Linked DNA regions of Homo sapiens: region 2 is linked to region 1. A link is an interaction called in ENCODE POLR2A ChIA-PET data of the cell type or tissue named here. Cell type or tissue: Panc1. All regions are shown on one strand. Each heading gives the region's core, and the rest is flanking DNA. Links, peaks and the distances in the headings are about the cores only. Region 1 overlaps LOC100288254 (a long non-coding RNA gene). Region 2 overlaps LOC105377727 (a long non-coding RNA gene).

Evidence for each region. ChIA-PET counts read pairs that join two places held together with the same protein. Peaks named below come from ENCODE experiments on the same cell type or tissue, not always from the same donor. Only the 100,000 strongest peaks of a DNase experiment are listed, where the experiment ranks them.
Region 2: POLR2A ChIA-PET joins it to region 1 with 5 read pairs; 2 of 35 experiments call an interaction of 5 or more read pairs at or near these places.

What each region holds. Positions count from the first base shown.
Region 1 is chr5:172,292,310-172,295,223 of GRCh38, reverse strand. All of the region lies in intron 1 of LOC100288254 (a long non-coding RNA gene), which reads right to left. Among named protein-coding and RNA genes, the nearest start is that of UBTD2, 10 kb to the right of the region's middle. In Panc1, for the core only: CTCF peaks have their summits at 1,284, 1,565 (motif pointing right) and 1,816; a DNase peak (open chromatin) is centred at 1,553; H3K27ac peaks cover 1,689 bases.
Region 2 is chr5:172,527,785-172,530,698 of GRCh38, reverse strand. The region is part of intron 1 of LOC105377727 (a long non-coding RNA gene); the gene reads right to left. Among named protein-coding and RNA genes, the nearest start is that of LINC01944, 30 kb to the left of the region's middle. In Panc1, for the core only: no CTCF peak of the experiment used is centred there; no DNase peak of the experiment used is centred there.

The sequences.
Region 1 (2,914 bases), core at 302-2,801:
TGCAGACATCCTAAATGGTGGATGGCAAGCTTGGCTTTTCCAAGGTTTTCCAATCTTTATGTTCTTCTAGTGGGTCTTCAGGTTACTATGACTTGTGTTAACAGGCTAACAACAAAACTGGATACCTCTTTAAATCAGACCACTCTACAGTGAACTATGGTCCTCAATTGCCATTGTGCCTCAACAAAGACTATGACCAAATGAACTCAGATGCCTATATTGTATGAACTTTGACTTGTTTGATTTGGTTGTTTGGTTCATGGGGACTCCTATTGAAGAGTACTCTTTAGTCTTTTGGTATTTTCCTCCTGACAGTCATCATAATAATCCCCCTAGTACACTATATCCTCTTGTTTTTTTGTTTTTTGTTTTTTGTGTTTTTTTTGAGACAGAGTTTTTCTCTTGTTACCCAGGCTGGAGTGCAATGGCGCGATCTCAGCTCACTGCAACCTCCGCCTCCTGGGTTCAAGGGATTCTCCTGCCTTAGCCTCCCGAGGAGCTGGGATTACAGGCATGCGCCACCATGCCTGGCTAATTTTTGTATTTTTAGTAGAGACAGGGTTTCACCACGTTGGTCAGGCTGGTCTCAAACTCCTGACCTCAGGTGATCCACCCGCCTCAGCCTCTCAAAGTGCTGGAATTACAGGTGTGAGCCACCATGCCCATCTTAAATGTCATCTTAAATGTCTGTATGAAGCCATCCATTGAGTGTTCAGTGGTCTCACTTCAATTAGATCATCAAGAACATCAAGAATTATTCAACTGCTGTGACTTTGTGACTTGTGAATTTCATACTAAAACCAAATAGGTCCATTTGCAATGGTGACAGAGAGTGGCATCAATGCTCAAGGTTTAGGTCAATCTCTCAAAAATTGAGAGGCTGACCAAAATGGAGGAATTGTTAAACTAAATTTGGCTTGAGGATGCCTCTGTACTTGAGTCCTTATGGAACAAATTGTAACCTTAGTACATCAGCGAACTACAAGCCTAACTTAGGAGTATACTTTTGTAACAGTAGCTGAGTCTCAGCCGGTCACACTAGCCAAGCCTCAGTCAATCACAGTTGGGCAACTGATTAGACCATGTTCAAATAAAGCAAATGCTGAGCTGTAATCACCTGAAGTATTCATAAGTGCTGCCTGCCCACATTGCAGGCTACAAATCTTTCAACCTGTTCTGGTTTTGAGGATTGCCTGATTCATGAATTATTCTTTGCTTAAATAAATTCTGCTTTAATGTAATTTGTCTAAAAATTTTAACAGGGCTATGAATTTTCTTTTGATATATGAGTTTTTCTGGGGATATGTGCTTTACATATATCCCATAGATTTGGATTTGTAGCAATTCTTTAATTTCTGTAATTCCCTAGATCCAAGAGTTGTGAAGCACAGGTTTTAAAGTTTTCAGGTAGAACATTATGCCAGTTATCAAATTGTTGAATCTCAGATGCAAACTCAATCTTCATTGCCTGCTCTGTGAAAATGAATATGGGCCCTTTAAATATTGTTTCTTTGCCAGCTGGCACAATGTTTAGCTTTGACAGTAGAGGGCACTGGAGAGACACTGCAGGAGGCTCACTCACTCAGTAGGTTTCCACAGCCTGGGTGGCTTCTCCAGTGCCAGGTTCCTGCGCTGTGTGCAGCCTTTCTAAGTGGCCAGCTTTTGCGGCACAAACAAGCTTCTCTAGCATAGCTCCTTCAGTATATATGTTGCTCCAGCACCAGGCTCCTGAGGTGGTGGGCAGCTTCTCCAAGGCCCAGATCCTGCAATATGCAGAAGCCTACACCACCTAGCAATGAGCAATTTCTCCAGGTACTTCGTAGTACCCGGTAGTTTCACAGCAGAATGGCTCTAAGTGGGGTACCTCCTATAAACAGCCTTTCAGCATTACAGGGCATATTATCAGCAAGTCCTAGAGAAGGGATTTCCAGCAACTTCCACTGGTGTGGCACAAGAGGAACTTCTCTGCCATTCACCAAGCCAAGGCCATATCCCCTCCAGCAATGGGGCACTGGCTCTCAGCCCTAGAAGGGCCTCTTCCTTAAGTGCACTGTCTCAGCCCTAGGGTTGCTGCTGCTGCTTATCTGCATTCCTCCGTTCTTTAGAGTTTCCTTTTCTCTTCCATAAAATCAAAATAATACCTGATACAAAAAGTGGACAAAGACCTTTAAGGAAAAAAAGAACTATAGACACTGGGTGCAATGGCTCACGCCTGTAATCCCAGCACTTTCGGAGGCCGAGGTGGTGGATCACCTGAGGTCAGGAGTTCGAGACCAGCCTGACCAACATGAAGAAACCCTGTCTCTACTAAAAATACAAACTTAGGGCCAGGTGCGGTGGCTCACACCTGTAATCCCAGCACTTTGGGAGGCCAAGGTGGGTGGATCATGAGGTCAGGAGATCGAGACCATCCTGGCTAACATGGTGAAACCCTGTCTCTACTAAAAATGCAAAAATTAGCCAGGCTTGGTGGCACATGCCTGTAATCCCAGCTACTCGGGAGGCTGAGGCAGGAGAATTGCCCGAACCCGGGAGGCAGAGGTTGCAGTGAGCCGAGCAGTGAGCCGAGATCATGCCACTGCACTCCAGCCTGGGTGACAGAGCGAGACTCTGTCTCAAAAAAAAAAAAAAAAAGTCAGGCATGGTAGCTCATGCCTATAATCCCAGCTACTTGGGAGGCTGAGGCAGGAGAAGTGCTTGAACCTGGGAGGCGGTTCAAGCAACAAGAGCGAAACTACGTCTCAAAAAAAAATTATAGGCAAATATTCATAACCAGAGATGCAATAATTTAGAACAAAATGTTATAAGGGCTAAATGGTAAGAGCTTATGAACACAAAGAAGGAAACAAAAGAAGGAAACAGGCCAGGCACGGTGGCTCAGCCTGTAATCCCAACACTTTGGGAGGCTGAGGCG
Region 2 (2,914 bases), core at 219-2,718, 240 kb before region 1:
ACGTGTTCTGCGAGGATTACCTGAGGAGTACGTGGGAAGCATTGGCCTGGTGCCCGCCGAGGGCTCACTGTTGTCTCCTGCTGTGGTGCTGATGGGCCTGCCCTGAGCCTGCCTCTGGAGTGGGCATCAGCAGACCCAGCTCCTCTGGCCCCTCCTTCAGCACTCTGCACATACAGTGAAGCCAGATGCAGGTTTGAAGGACTTGTGTACTGTCAGTTCTAACCCTCGCCACTTTCCTAGGGGGTCACTAGCCATCTCCTGCCTCTTGACATTCACCCAATGTCTTGTCACTACCTTGTCCTTCTAGTAAAAATGGCAGCACCATCCCTAGTGTTTTCATTCAGTCTCTGTTGATTGTGAGGTACTTCATCAAGTTGAATATTTGTCCTTTTGGAGGCTTCTCAGCACCATGCCCATCACTTCAGTTTGTGAACCCCCTGACACTGTGTATGCTCCTGGAAGATTCAGGGCCCCCAGGCCTCCCCCAAATCGAAATGGGGATCTACTCTCCCTCTCACCACTCCCTGTTGACCAGGGTGTGTGAAGTGCTCCCACGTAGAGCTTGGCATTCAAAGTGCCAAGTGCCAGAGGGATACCCATGGTCAGGACAAAAGTGCCTAGGCCACCCTATTCCTGATAAGGACAAAAACTAAGTGGTGTCCATGCCTCTCACCTCCTCACTCCCCCATGCTACCTCCTCTGTACCATCAGGGTTGGGAGTCTGCAAACTTTCTCTCCCAGTTTCCCTTGCAATGACCTTTTATTAGGGTCTGCCAATGGGACGCATTCACAGGAAGTTAGAAGGTAGAAGAAGGGAGAAGCCATTTGTTTCAGGTTTCTGGCAATGGCTTTCAGCAGCAGCAGCAAACAACTGAGCATAACTGCAGGGGACTTCCAGTAGCATCGATGTAGCTGCATCTGCAGGAGTATGGCCCTGGGATTCCTACCCAGCTACAGTAAGGAGGTTTTAACAGCAGGAGCAGTGGCACCTCCAGCAGCTCAGTGGGGCATGTGGGCTCTCAGGCTCCAGCCCAGGGACTGGTGGCAGCTTCCTGTCCTGTAGAAAACAGCCTTATTCTTCCTTGTGAGTCTTCTCTCTTTTGCTTGTCAGCCCTTCCAACATCTTTGTAATGAATTCCCTGTATTAAATACCTACTGTTTGAAATATCTAGAGTGGTTTCTGATTTTGACTGTTATTGTGTTTCCTGATTCTTGATCCCCCCTAGATCTATTTTGTTCTGCCCACTTATCAAGCCTGAGTCTACAGCCTCCCATCAATTCTATGAGCCCTGATATGCCTTCTAAAAGTCCCCTTTCTCTTTAAAAGTCAATTTCTGCAGCTTCCAATCAAGAACCCTTACTCTAAACCATTAATTTGATTTTAGCTTGTAGGTTTACAAATATTAGATAAATAAAATAATAGCTAATATTTGCTGAGGCTTTTCTGTGTGTCTGGCACTATGCTCAATCATATCTGTTTTTTAATTTATTCCTCACAATAACTAGGTGAGGTAGATATTATTACCAGCACCATGTTGCATACACAAAATGGAGGTTGCTGCAAAGTTAAGTCATTTGATTTAACTTTTCTACAGCTTGGAACTGGTAGAACCAAGATTTGAACTAAATTCATCCAATGAAAGATCTCTCATTTTTAACTAATACAGTCTATTGCCTGGTAACACATTAAATATGCACTTCAATTATAAGATGCATTCTAATTTCAGAAACATAAACTCCCACACCATTCTAAAATACAGTATATACATACTAGTTTTCACTCTGGGAATTTGCTGGTGGGGCACTGCTGGCAAAAAAAAAAAAAAAAAAAAAAAAAAAGATGGAGTCATTTTCAAGCTTAGAAGCCAAGTTTCTCCTAAGCCAAAAATATTTCCATTAAATTCCTGTCATAGTGCCTGAAATTCCCACCATTCCATCTCCTTGCATTAGGGCATTCTATCCTCAGAAGTCCCTTGTGAAAGTGTGAACATGTTACTTGACAAGACAGTCAAAAGCATATTTTCTTCAATTGTCCAAAATATTCCCCCAGGAACTTCTTCTCCTGGTAACAAATCTTAGCCCCGTTTCCCATAAAGGCAGCACGTGATTCAGTCTGGACCAATCTTAGCATTCCATTCCCCTGGCCACTGACTGGTCCAGAGAAGGACATGTGACCCAAAGCGGGCCAATCAGAGATCTTCTCTGGGATTTTTTTTCTGACAAGATTTGCAGGAGAAACTCTTCTTGTCCCTTGGGCCATGGACCTGGAAGGGTATGAAGCCACAGAGCCCAGAGCTAGAGCCAAAGCCAGAGAAAAGGGCAAAGCTGGGAGTAGCGAGTGGCACATGAGGCCCTAAGACCAGCTCCATTCCCAGCCTTTCCTCAGACTGGCTATGAGGAGCCAATAATATCTTTTGGCGTAATCCCATTTGAGTTTGGTTTCTGTTCCTTGCAAACAACCTCACATCAGTTGGCTCCTACTGACACAAGCTCCTGAAATGGCAGAACACTGGACAGATAAATTTAGGAGAAAGGGAAGATATCAGGCATGGGCTTGAGGGGGGACAGGGCTGGAGGAGTGGACAAGACCAGGGACAAACCAAGCAGCCTCTCTACAAACTTTTGTGAGAACCTCAAAGCCAAACAGCAAGAAGTTCCATCAGCTAAAACCAGCTCCTCTACCAGCAGGTGTGATAAATGTGCAGGGTAACTTTCTTAAATACCTTCCCCTCTTTCCTATTCCATATGAAACAAGCATTCGTTGCAAGCTCCTTCTCTTTGAGCAGAAGCCCTGGAGTGAGGACACCTGGTCCAGCTCAGTTGCGTGCCCTGGATCCAACCACTTCCCCTCTTCAGAACTCACCGGAAAAACAGGAATAATGACTGCTTCCTTCCAGAGTCATTACCAGGATGA